Regions from separate parts of the Homo sapiens genome. Here regions 1 and 2 are each linked to region 3. A link is a contact called in ENCODE Hi-C data. All regions are on one chromosome and are shown on one strand. Each heading gives the region's core, a stretch centred on a gene start or an enhancer-like site at or near the end of the contact. The rest is flanking DNA. Distances are from core to core; before and after follow the strand shown. Region 1 has its middle 260 kb from the start of CYP26B1. Region 2 has its middle 210 kb from the start of CYP26B1. Region 3 overlaps DYSF (dysferlin).

Evidence for each region. Hi-C counts contacts between places; a loop is a spot of excess contacts on that map. Pooled maps may share reads with other maps.
Region 1: a map of gastrocnemius medialis shows a loop between it and region 3 (1.9-fold over the local background). The contact joins two enhancer-like sites. A Hi-C loop is called at or near these places in 6 of 168 maps with a recorded cell type or tissue (aorta, ascending aorta, cardiac septum and 3 more), 2 of 37 single-sample maps with no recorded cell type and 13 of 50 pooled maps.
Region 2: a map of IMR-90 shows a loop between it and region 3 (3-fold over the local background). The contact joins two enhancer-like sites. A Hi-C loop is called at or near these places in 2 of 168 maps with a recorded cell type or tissue (IMR-90 and chondrocyte) and 9 of 50 pooled maps.

What each region holds. Positions count from the first base shown.
Region 1 is chr2:71,881,231-71,885,235 of GRCh38, reverse strand. No RefSeq gene overlaps it. Among named protein-coding and RNA genes, the nearest start is that of CYP26B1, 260 kb to the left of the region's middle. RefSeq lists an enhancer at 3,579-4,005. Within about 2 kb of position 2,160, at least 10 of the 41 ENCODE cell types and tissues checked have a DNase peak (open chromatin) inside an H3K27ac peak, as active enhancers do; they include gastrocnemius medialis, where a contact is called at or near this core.
Region 2 is chr2:71,933,179-71,937,059 of GRCh38, reverse strand. No RefSeq gene overlaps it. Among named protein-coding and RNA genes, the nearest start is that of CYP26B1, 210 kb to the left of the region's middle. Within about 2 kb of position 1,684, at least 7 of the 41 ENCODE cell types and tissues checked have a DNase peak (open chromatin) inside an H3K27ac peak, as active enhancers do.
Region 3 is chr2:71,613,578-71,617,849 of GRCh38, reverse strand. All of the region lies in intron 40 of DYSF (dysferlin), which reads right to left. Among named protein-coding and RNA genes, the nearest start is that of DYSF, 150 kb to the right of the region's middle. Within about 2 kb of position 2,654, at least 22 of the 41 ENCODE cell types and tissues checked have a DNase peak (open chromatin) inside an H3K27ac peak, as active enhancers do; they include gastrocnemius medialis, where a contact is called at or near this core.

The DNA of each region.
Region 1 (4,005 bases), core at 911-3,410, 270 kb before region 3:
CAAATGAAGGTGGGGGGGGGGGTGGGCAATGCTGCTGCCTAGGCTGTTCTTGGGAAGGGATTAGAGGACACAGGAAAGGGAAAGAGCTAAGTGACCCCAGTGGGTGGTCACCACTGAATGTTACCTAGGGAAGTTAGCCACTAAGAAGATAGGACTTCAATATGGACTTGGTCTAATTTGAATTCTATCACAGAGGTTTTTCCTTCCAGGCTTACCTGAGATTGGGCCCTACGCTTACACTAGCTGAAGTAGCTCGGCCTGGGTAGAGCGACTGTAGAGCTCAGAGCCCCTTGAGGGCATTCATAGTGATAGGACTTCCCAGGGGGTGTGGGAAGTCATTTAGGGTCCAGCACAAGCTACTGGACCCAGTGTCCGGCATCATCCATGGCCGTGGCAGATACTCCACATGCCCACCAGCATTCCGTCTGTTCCCCCATTTGTCCTGCTCCCCTGCAGGTAGAGCAGGGCCATGTGGCTAGTTCTGACCAGTTCATCAGTGAACAGTCTCATCACCCACCCCAGTGAATGAGAAGTCTTCTGATGAGATGACAAAGCCCCAGATTAAGCCAGCCCCAAACAAGTTTGAAAGATACTTGCCCTGAAGAGTACTGCTGCAGATTTTCAGTGAGAGGAAGATAAACCTTTGTTGTTAAGATGTAGGGACTATTTGTTATGTGGCATAACTTCACTTATCTTTACCAACACACAGACATGAAATATGTGTGCAGTACGCAACCATTGAAATTAAGCCAGCTGCTGACTCATTATTTGAACTTGAGCCAGTCCCTTTGTCTCTGAGATTCAGTTTCTTCATCTGAAAACTGGAGGTGGCCACATTTGCTTCATAGGAGTGTGCAAGGACTGAAAGTGACAGTGCTTGGCCCATGAAGGGACACATACTAGATGTTCCATTCTTGTTGATTTCATCCCCCTTCCATGAATGGATACAGAGAGGTAGGAGGCGAAGACCCTGACCTGGAGGAGGTAGGTCCCAGTGTCAGCTGGGGCACAAAGTGAGATGGGCAATGCAACATCCCTCCAGGTGGGAAATGACATTCCCTGAGAATCAACTGAATGTGGGGCTGGAGCCTCCATTCCGTGATGGGTATTAAAGTGGGGATGAGGTGAAGCCTGTCCTGCTTTGGTAGGGCTCCCCCTGCCTCTTCTTCACTGTCTCAAAACTGGACGGAAATCCAGAGGTCTTCCTAAGAGGGGGCCACTTTGCTCCTTTATGCTCCCACCTTCTCCGGGCCTCCTTCAGGAGGGAAGTCAGCATTCACGGTTTTCCTAGGCTTCCAAATCATTCTGGAGATCCCTCCGTAGAGGTGAGGGAGAGTTCCAGGAGATTTCTGCCAGACTGGGTCCTCTTACCTGGTTGTGATAGGAAATCTTTGCTCAGAGGCTGCTGTTGTTCCCATGTGCCCAGCTGTGGGTGCAGAGACTTAGGAGAGGGATCATTTCCTGGTGGGAGGGGGTGTTTGTGGGGTCTGCTGATTTCTCAGGTGGTGGGCTGTGAGCTGGATGAAGGTGAGTCCCACAGGGCCAAGGGCAGGCCCACAGCCCACCTCCACGTGTGCAGGAACACCTGAGCGATTCTGTAAATATGACAGACTTGGGTTGCAGTTTCTTCCACAATGCTAACTTCTTGTGTGGTCCTGGACAAATCCCTTATGCCCTCTGTTTTCACCTTTGGAAACTGGAGAACACGCACACCTATCTCACAATGCCTGGCACATGGTGGATCCTCACAGCGTAGTCAGCCACAGGCCAAACCTGCAGTCTGGTGGGGCATCCCACTGGGAAGCACAGCCCCAGCTGGGGACTAGGAATGGGGACGACTGGTCAGCTGGCTCTGCTCTGGACAAGGACAGCAGGGCTGGATGTGCAGCGAGGCAGGCAGGCTGGGCAGGAGATAGGGTGGCTCGCTGCCATGGCACGGGCATCCTGCGTGGCCTTGGAAAGCTGGCTGCTGCGCCTGGCCTCCCTCCCCAGCTGTTCCTTCTGTTTCAGATAAATAGTTTCCGCCTGAGCAGCCTCCTCCCTGCCACCCCCAGCCAGCTTCCTGTTGCAACACCTCAGCTGGACAGTAAACACAGGCCCTATCTGTCTCTACCACATCCCTGGCTCCCTGCCAGCCACAGGCTCACCCTCTTCCAGCCCAGCCCCAGCCAGATGTGCCCGAGGCTTCCACAGCTGTTCCCTTGACCCCTGAGTCAAAGCTCTCTCTGTCAAGGGATTGCCCTGTCCCTTCCTACCCTTTCCATATTAGCTCTGCCCTCTCCTCCCTATCAGGGCAGGAATTGAGACGGCGCTGGGGTTGCCATTTAATTGTAGTTTTCTCCTCCACTCTCCACTCCTTAGCGGCCTCTGCAGTCTCCAGCCTTTGGCAACACTATAAACAATGTCCATTGTGTCTTCACTGTGCCACCAGCACCCTGCATCCCAGATCCATTGGACTTGTCTCCCCTGCCAGGCACCCAGGACGTCTGAGTGCTCCTGGACTCTCCTGACTGGGAGGAGGAAGTCTAACAGGCCCACCCGCGTGAGGTGCTCCAGACTCAGCACCACACCCCTCCCAGGACCCATCTTCCTTTTAGGCTCACATATGGTCTTACCTTCCCAAGAGGGGTCACCTCCATCCTTTCTGCCCTCACCCTGGCCCCATCCAAGCTCCCTGGAGGGTGAGGTCCCCACACTCATTCCCACCGGGAGAAGAAGGCTTCTGTTGTCTCTGGGGCTCTAGGACCTTCTGGGAGACAGGTCCTAGTGTTGGGCATGAAGAAAGCAGGGCCTCTTTCTGGCCTGTGCAAGAGTTTGGTGCTGTAGGTCCAACCTTTCTAGGCCCCCACCTTCTCACCTTAGCATCCGGCCATGGCTTCAGCATCCCTGGGAGACAGTAAGGATGTACCTATCTGTCTGTTCATATGGCCCTAACAGGACACCAATGGATACTCACAGTTGCATCTCTCTTGTTCTTTCTCTTGCTCAATTTCCCCCCATTCTCTCTCTCTGTCTCTCTCTCTCTCTCACACACACAGACACACACACACATGCATGCACACCAGCACACTAGAAGAAAAGGAGGGGGTGCAACATTTTCAATAATCTTTTAAGATAATTTGACACAATGGTCATTCAGACCATGATGAAAAGATTATCTGGGGAAATGATGTGAAAAGAAAGATTCTTCTGCTCAGAATGCAGTGGAAACCTGAGGCTCAGCCTGAGCTGGGGAGAAGGCTTCCTCCCAGCCATCAGGGCTCAGGTTCCAGTCTCCCAGACCCGAGCCTCAGCCCCCTGCACTGAGCTTCAGAACTTGGCCTGGCTCCTGCTCCTGCACCAAGCCTTTCCAGAGCTCACCTCTGTTTCACCACAGTCCCTGTGTTGCATCTTAAATCCCTTTTCTGTAGTCCCAGAGATGTTTCCTCAACTCATTGTTCTCTCATTTGCCACAAGGTCCCAGTCCCTGAATTGATTGTGCAGGGTCAAGGACCTGATTAGAGAAAAGGACAGCTAGAGAAAGGGACTTAGAAATCATTCTTGCTATCCTCTTTTTTTTATAGAAGGACATAATTGAGGACCAGACATACTAGCTGGTAATGATAGCAGCTGAAATTTGCTGAACATTTAAATGACTTGCCCCAGGACACCCAGCGACTAAGTGATTCTCACCTGGGTTAGTCTGACTTCAAAGTCCAGTGCCTTAAACCACTAGCTGTACTGCCTTCCCTGTAGAAAGGAGATTTGTGAAGCAACTTGTCAAAAATCCCAGAACAAATTTTGGATGCAGCTGGCCCCAGAACCAAGGTTGCTGTCACTAGCTGTGCACTGTAAAAGGCGAGGACCTTGGTGAGCAACTGTGATGAGGGCAGGGCCAGACCTGGCCTGAAAACCTTCTGCTGCCTCAGGTCCTGGTTCCTTCCTTCTCAGACCCAGTTTGGCTCTGGTCTGGGAGAATGTCTGGAAGGGACCTGGGAGCCCATCTTGCTAACACTTCACTGTGAG
Region 2 (3,881 bases), core at 435-2,934, 320 kb before region 3:
TCTGGGTAGATAGCCCCCTAACCTGGCAGGGTGTGGAGAGAGTAAAAGGAAAGTAAGGGAAAAATTATATTAAAAAATGCAAACTATGGTTGGTTCCTAATAACATTTTGATGGCAGCTTCTTTGTAACCAAAAGAAAAGTGAACCATGACCACAGAGTCTATCTTCCATTGCTTCTCTGCAAGAGCTCAGGTTCAGGTTCAGAGTTTATTGACTTTAGTTCTGAAAGGCCCAGGTCATGGCCCAAGTGCACAGCCTTGATGGCTTGGAGCCCTTGCAGGAGTGGGTGCTTGTCATGTCCCTTAGTCTAGTCTTTGTGCTGATCATACAAAAGCTACACAGCTGAACCTAATGCTCCAAGTCCCAGAGAGAAAGGAGGGGCCTAGGGACCAGTTCTCCCTTATCCCACTTAAAAACGGGATTTTTTCTTTTCCTATGTGATTCCAGAGTTGTGAGGTGGGCATCAAGGTTCTCAGGACACATCTGTTCAACACTAAAACCACACAGCCCAGAGGTTCCTGCCTGGGAGCCGAAGGCCAGGCCAGTGTGATCCACTCTGGGAAGAGGGTGGATGGTTTTCAACTGGGGCCTCTGTTGGGTGGAATGTTGTGACAGGGATCAGTGGGGGTAGTCACTGTGATCCCACATTTGAAGTTTACAGAACAAGAAGTGGCTACCTCTTGCTAAGATTGAAAGCAACAGGCTGGTATGTCTAATCCTGACAGAACAGAGGATTTGTCCTTTTGGTGGGAACGAGAGACTTGGCTTTAGGTCCGGCCTGTGGGCACCCACCCAGGAAACGGAATAGGCAGTTTGCAAAAATTTGGGCCTACCACCTAGGCAAATGTTTCAGAGCTCTGGGAGCAAAGAGGCCTTTTAATACATTTTCTCAGCTCTGGGAGGCAACCTCTAACCAATGACATCACCAGGTGTAAAGGATGCCACTGGGCTCTACCCACATACCCTTTGCCAGTCCTGTGTGTCCATCCCCAGCTCCTGAAAGCTTTGCTTCTAAGAGTGTGCACCTTTGAAAGCTACTTTCGGGTCACTGGAGCTGCCTCACCCGGACTGTAGGAGATCTAGAAGTGCCAAGAGTTTCTATGCACCTGGGACAGATTGAAGTTAAGTCCCAATTCGTGTAGGAACGTGAAAGCTCAGGTTCTTTATCTCTAGGATGACAGACGCACGTTACTCTATGCTCTGGAGCTCCTGCGGGGTCAGGCAGAGGCTGGGGCTTCAACTGAAATCACACCCTGACTTAGCTTCTTCCCTGTCCCTCCCTGCTTCCCCTCTCTTTTCGCGGGTCTCTCCTGGGAACATTTCCTCAATGAGTCACTTGCACATGAATCCTCTTCCCTGGGAGAGTCAGTGCACTGCCCTCTCTCAGGTCTACTAGGGGGACTTTTAGGGGACTGACGAAGAATGGAGGCGGAGACTTGGACTTGCACTGACTTTCCCCTGCACCCTGTTTCTCTTACTGTGCCTGGGTCAACGGGAGCCGGATCTTGGGGTCATTATTCATGGTCAGCCCTTCATAATGAAGCCAGAGACCTCCTCTGAGATCTGTGACAGCCGGCTGGGTGTTTGGGCTTTTGAGAACTGAGTTGTTCGTAGCGTGACTAAGATGCAATGTGTCCTGGCAGCGAGGCTTCCTCTGCAGAGCTCCTCTGGGGCTGCCCTGGTAGGCCTGCCAGGGGAGTTTTGGCTTCCCAGAGAACCTCATAAAACAGGAATTTTATAGCCAGAGTCTCTGCTGCCCAGATCAGGGAAGTCAGTCTGAGACTGAATGGTCCCCATTAGTGCTATGTGACTATGTGGAGATCATCCCCAGAGAGGCAGCAGCAGCCACAGTCTTTCCACCCCCAGGCCATAAGATGGTCCTCACCCCCTCCAGTGTCTTTACAACCACCTGGCCACACCTGCCCAGGTCACCTACAGTCAACCTGAGGGCCTCCTGGTAGGGGGACAGGCCCATGGCCATCCCCAACCTGCCCCTCCTCCCCCCAACTAGCAGGCCTCCTGCCCCTGGCAATGAAGGCAAATGCCCTCCTAAAGGGGGTTGGGCATGATGATGAGGACTGACCAAGCCCAGGCTGGGCCCACAGAGAGAGGCAGACATGGCAAGTGACCCACAGGACTCCTGCTGGGGGCAGGACTTGGGGGGAAGGAGTTAGGGGCAGCTCCCAGATTTCTGGCTTGAGCAACAGAGGTTGCTGAGGGTGGAAGAGCTCCCCTTCTGAACCCTCTAGATTGCCATGTCACAGATAAGGCAGTTGTTGCATCATCAAAGACAGCAGCCCTTTGGCTGAACTGTGAGCCCATTTCCCGTCACCATATGCCGCGGGCTGCTGTTGAGCAATAACATGGACGTTGGATCAGTTGGCCCCCTGCTGTTCCAGTGACTGTTCCCCAGAGGTGTGGCTCATGGGAAGCAGTCTTCTGGAGGCAGTATGCCCATGGTTGGTGCCCAGGCTGGGGCTTTTTGAGAAAGGCATCAGCATTCCTGGCATCCAGTTCACTGCTAATTTGTATGGGTAATTGGTGCTTGCTCGATACAGGAAGCTCAAAAGGCTCTGTAGCTGGGACCCTGCACCTGAGGAGCCTTCCCTGAACCACAGCAAAGGAGAGTAGACCCTGAATCTAGTACTTCCAGGTGCTATCTAGAGTCTGGACATTCCCCAGCCCTGGCCCAGTGGCCAGCCTTCAACAGGTCACCTTGTCAGCCAGTGGCCGGCAAAAGCTGAAAATCCAAGATTCATCCTTACAAAGAACATCAGCTTGGAAAGAAAAGGCAGGACCTGGGTCTCAATATGCAGTGCCCCCAACATTCTGAGAGAGTGCTTTTAACATGCCACTTCCCTGTCCCTCCCCCAAGCTGGGCACATGACTCCATCTCATGCCCGGAGCTGCCTTCCTTCCCATCTCAGGTGAAAAGGGCCTCACATGCTCTCCAAGCTTCCAGTCGTCTTCTATCCTGGGAGCCTGCCCCCTGGTGCCTTCTGCAAGCCCTGGTCCCAGCACTGCATGTTGCCATCCTGTGTCAGTGATTGTTCAGGCTGCAAATATGCTCCAGCATCTAACCTCATCCCCAAAGCTCTGCTTGCTCCTCGGCTTCACTGCAGCCAGCTTTCTCCTTCCCTGCTCCAAGATCTGGCCTCTGCTCTGCCCCATTTCTCCTCCAAAGGGCTCTTGCCGAGACCATCTGGATCCTCCACTACCAACAGTGATGCAAGTATCTTGGTCTTCAGTGCACTGTCCTCCCTCAGCATTGGACACTGTTGGACCCGTCCCCCTTCGTGATGCCCCCTGCTTCCACTGGCTGTGCCTTCTGTGGTCCTTTGCAGGCCCTCTGTCCTGTGGTCTTGGCCAGGCTCACTCCACACACCCTGGACGAGTGTGGCTGCGCCTGGAATCAGTGACCATCTCTGTGGCAACAACTCTCAGGTGCTCCCTTCTGAAGGCCTTGTTGTGTCCCAGCTGGACACCTCCCCACAAGTACAGCAGTCTTGGCCATCTCTCTTGCAGAAAACTGAACTCAGCTTATCCCTCCTGCCCTTCCCCCAAACCTGCTCCTCCTCAGGTAAACTCATCTTTGGTGCCCACCCAACTCTGCCCCCAGCACTCCCTATCGCAGCAAACAGCTGCCCGAGTCACTCTGTTGCTCAAGCCAGAGACCTGGGAGCTGCCCCTAACTCCTTCCCTTCCAGTCCTGCCCCCAGCAGGAGTCCTTGTGGGTCACTTGCCACGTCTGCCCTCTCTGTTGGCCCAGCCTGGGCTCGGTCAGTCCTCATCATCAATGTCCAGTCCCCTTTACGAGGGCAATTGCCTTCATTGCCAGGGGCAGGATGCCTGCTAGTTGCAGGGAGCAGGGCCAGGATGGTG
Region 3 (4,272 bases), core at 1,405-3,904:
TCTACCACACACACTTATACCCCACCTCTACCACACACACACATATACCCCACCTCTACCACACACACACCACCTCTACCACACACACCACCTCTACCCCACATACACACACACCACCTCTACCACACACACACCCCACCTCTACCACACACGCACACACCCCACCTCTACCACACACACACCCCACCTCTGCCACACACACACCACCTCTGCCACACACATCACCTCTACCCCACATACACACACACCACCTCTACCACACACACACACACCACCTCTACCACATACACTCATACATACACACACGTACCCCTTTGCCACATAAAACATACACACAGAGTCCCACTTCCAAGCCTTTGCCCGAGCCCTTTTGCCTGCCAGGAAAGCCTCCCTGTCCTCCCCTGTTCACCCACCCGCCTCAGAGGCCGCCTTCCCGGAGAAGCTTCCCTGGTTGCTTAGCCTATGGTGAACTTGCAGGGCCAGGAGACTCCAAGAGTTTGGTCTCCTTGTTAATGAAACATCTCCTCACTTTGACATCACTCATTTGAGATCTTCTGGACACCCCCTCATCCCTTGTCTCTTTGTGACCAGAGTCGGAACTTCCTAAAAGTTATTTCTCTAATTCTTCAACACTCACATATTCCCACCTCCCGAAATTCTCCTTCTCTGAGGACTTGAAGAGGAGCCCCTCTACCTAGGAGTGCTCTCTCGGAATGCTAAGCAAGAGCCGCCCTTGCCATACCCAGCTGGCTCTGGGGGCATCTCAGTGCCTCAAAGGTGCGATTTCTGGGGGCACAGCCTCTATTTGGAGCTTCAAGACCCTCTATAGGAAATGGACAGGGGGTGGCAGGCTCTCTGTGTGTTCCTGAACACTGTTTTTCTTCCCCTAATCATAATCATAACACCAAGAACTGCCTTAATAAAAAAACAACAACAACTAGTGAACAAAGGCCTTAATTTTATTTTAAAGGTAGAAATGAAGTCAGAGACAGAATCAGAGACAGAAAGAGAAACCTAAAAAGAAGAGGAAAGAATGACAATGAAATGTTGGGTGCAGTGCATTCAAATTGTGTGTTTGGATGGAGGTAAGCCCTATTTTTTCATTATTTTTCTATATTTTCCAAATTTTATATAATGAACACGTATCATTTTATTATCTGAAAAAATGAATATATCGTTTTCTAAAGCAGAGAACTAGATGGAATAGGACACTTCTGCTCTCCCTGTGTGAGGACACACCCAGGCCTGCCCTCAGAAAGTTCAAAGTCAAGGCCACAATTCCTGCAATGCCACCACCAAGCTTAGACACACCTCTGGCCAGCACCCATGGAAGCTCGTGCACACACCTGCTCCTACCACCCCCACCTGTCATGCTCACTCATGTGCACACACCACCCCCACCCCTAGTCTGCCACTCTAAAGTCTACACATAGGATGGCTGCACAGACCAAGAACAAGTGGTGGAGTTAATACGTGTGAGTATTTCTCATCCCAATCCTCATCACCATGGAGAACAGTTTAAACAGGCCAGGCACCCCCTAAACAGGGCCCCCCACCCTTACCCTTAGAGACAGACACTGATCTACGAGCCCTGGGATGCTGAGCACAGACCTGCCTTATACACGTTTTGAGTCACCTCCAGAATTGGCCACTCTCGACACAAACCAAAACATTTCTAGAAACCTAAGAAATACTCCGTGGTGAGTGCCAGCCCATGGCCTGAACATCAGGCAAGGGTCTCCGGTGACATGTTCTAAATGTGTGGCCAGCTCATCCCAGGACCTAGGCAGATGCTGGTAAGAAGGCTTTGGGAGCAGAGAGAAGGTGTCACGGAGGAAAGTGACAGGAAGGGACCAAGATGGAAGGGTAACTCTGGCAAGAGCAGGTTTGAGCTAGGAGGGGTCCTAGGACCACAGCCAGGACACAGTGAACACATCCAGCACCAGCCAGGGCTGCATCAACTGTGAGGATGGAACAGGCTGCCGAGAAACACCGGTGGGGCAGACAGAAGCCAGCCAAAATCCAGATTCTGCCAGACCTCTCGTCCCTCCTGTCCCCAGAAGCCAGGGCCCTTCATGCTATCTGCACTGGGGAAGGAGGGAGAGGAAGAAAGCCCAGCCATAGTTATCTAGCAAACCACTGGAACTGCACCCGGGGTCAGCTGCCTCCTGGGTTGGCCTTGGAGCGCCTGTCCTTCAGAGTGCCAGGGACAGGGAGGAGAGGCGAGTGAGTGAAAGATTTCCTGGATCAGCCAAATCAGAGCAATAGATCTCAGAGAAAAACATGGAACAAAGTCAGATACCAGAAAAGGGGCTTCCCCAGAGGGCCAGGGCTCCCTGCAGAACAGAACTGGTCTCCCTGCTGGGTTTGAGGCTTTTGAGAACAGAGTTTTGTCTCTTTCATCAGACAGGGAGCTCCATGAGGGCAAGGTCCAAGCCTCCCCCATCAGAGCAAATCAGTGTCATTTCCTCCTCCTCCCCTGTCCCAGGCCAGGGGAGGCCCAGCCCCTCCCCAGGTGGGTACACCTCCAGGAGCCCCATCCCAGCTCCCACCAGTGCTGCTGGTCTGGCCAGCAGCTCTAGCCAGAGTGGCCGTGTGCTCCCACAAACAGCACAGGCCCAGCTCTGGCTCAGATCCCAGCCCCAGTTCCCTCATGTCAACGCCGGGAGGATGGCCAGGCTGGGCCTCCTCATCGTCTGCCTCTGGCTGTGCTTGTGGCCAGCAGGACCTAAAATAGTCCCTCCCCATCTGAGTGTGTAGACATTTTGAGGGCAGCACACACAGAACGGAAATCCTGCTGGGCAGGCCCTGCACTTCCCTGCACAATCTCAGACAGGCCCATGGAGCAGCCGGGAAACAGGAGCCAGGAGCAGGCAGCCAGAGTTTGGGGCAAATTATCTGCCTAATTCAGCTATAAACACCCAAGCAGCCCAGAGGCACTAGCACTGAGTTTAGCTAAATTTCACATAGGGACATCTGAAATTTCCATTTGGGTTTCCCCAGCCAAGAGAGAGATTCCTCCTCAGATCCATACAGACAGTAGCCAGAAAATTCGTCCATCCATCCATCAACCCATGCACCCATCTACCCACTTGCCAAGACAGACAGACTTTCATTAACACCTCCGCTAAGCGAGGCCTTGTGCTGAGCATTGAGAATACAAAGAGGAAGGAGCCGCAGTTGCTCCCCTGAGCTTAGCCTGGGGAATATGCTAACATTGACAGAGACAGCAGGCCCTAGAGCAGCACAGTGACCCAAAGATAGGCAAGTCTCACAGGAGAAGAGGAGCCAGGAAAGACTCCCCCAAAGAAGCGACCATGCCTAAGTTAAGTCTTAAACAATGATCAAGAGTTGGACAAGGGACAGGGGGCAGGAGGTCTTCCCAGCAGAAAGGCTGGCAGGGCAGAACCCTGGAGAGCCACAGAGGCTGGAGAGATGGAACACAGGGCTTCTGAGGACTTTTAGCATCAGTGAAACTACAGATGCAGCAAGGCCCGAGGACACAGGTGTTGTCTATACAGGCCTGGAGGCTCTGCCTCTGGGTGGCCCAGAAGTTCTGGGAGCCCCAGGGTGCCAGGGGTATGACCAGTATCTTGCAAAGCCCAGAGAGGAGGGTGACAACCTGGAACAGATGGTGAGTTCAAGGCTGGTGCTCACAGTGAGACCTTTCTCCATGTCTACTGTGGGAAGGACCAGATGGGCTCAACCCTACAGAATCCAGAGCCACTCCATGGCCCACAGTCGGGGGAGCGCTGCCCCTCAGCACAAGGTGCCACAGACCTCCTGCCATGCTCTGTGGCATTGGCATCTGCATCACAGGCTGGCCCTCAGTTGCTGAGTATGCAGCAAAAGGAAGACTCCTACCTCCCCCAGGGCTGGAGACCTTAGAATAAGGCCCCTCCCTGCCTCCTTCCTCCTTTTCCCTGCAGATGGAGGAATGGGGCGAGATAGACTCTTGGCTTGGACACAGCCTCTTCTTTCTAAGCTGTCTCCAAGGAGCCACCAAGCACAAGCCCACAGAACAACCTTCCCCCTAAGAAGGGGCCTGTCCCAGATAGGGAGATGGGGCTGGAGGACCCCAGAGATGGCCCACTCACTCCCTCCCCTGTCGTCCTTCTCTCATTTGCTCCTCACCCTGATTTTCTGGTGATCTCCAGGAGAAAGCCCTCACCATGGCCCCCAGGGTAGATGGCCTATTTTTCACATATGCATCCAAGAAAAGGGATTGAGTCTTGCCCAGATGAGCACACCCCACCCCCCTCAGCCAGACTG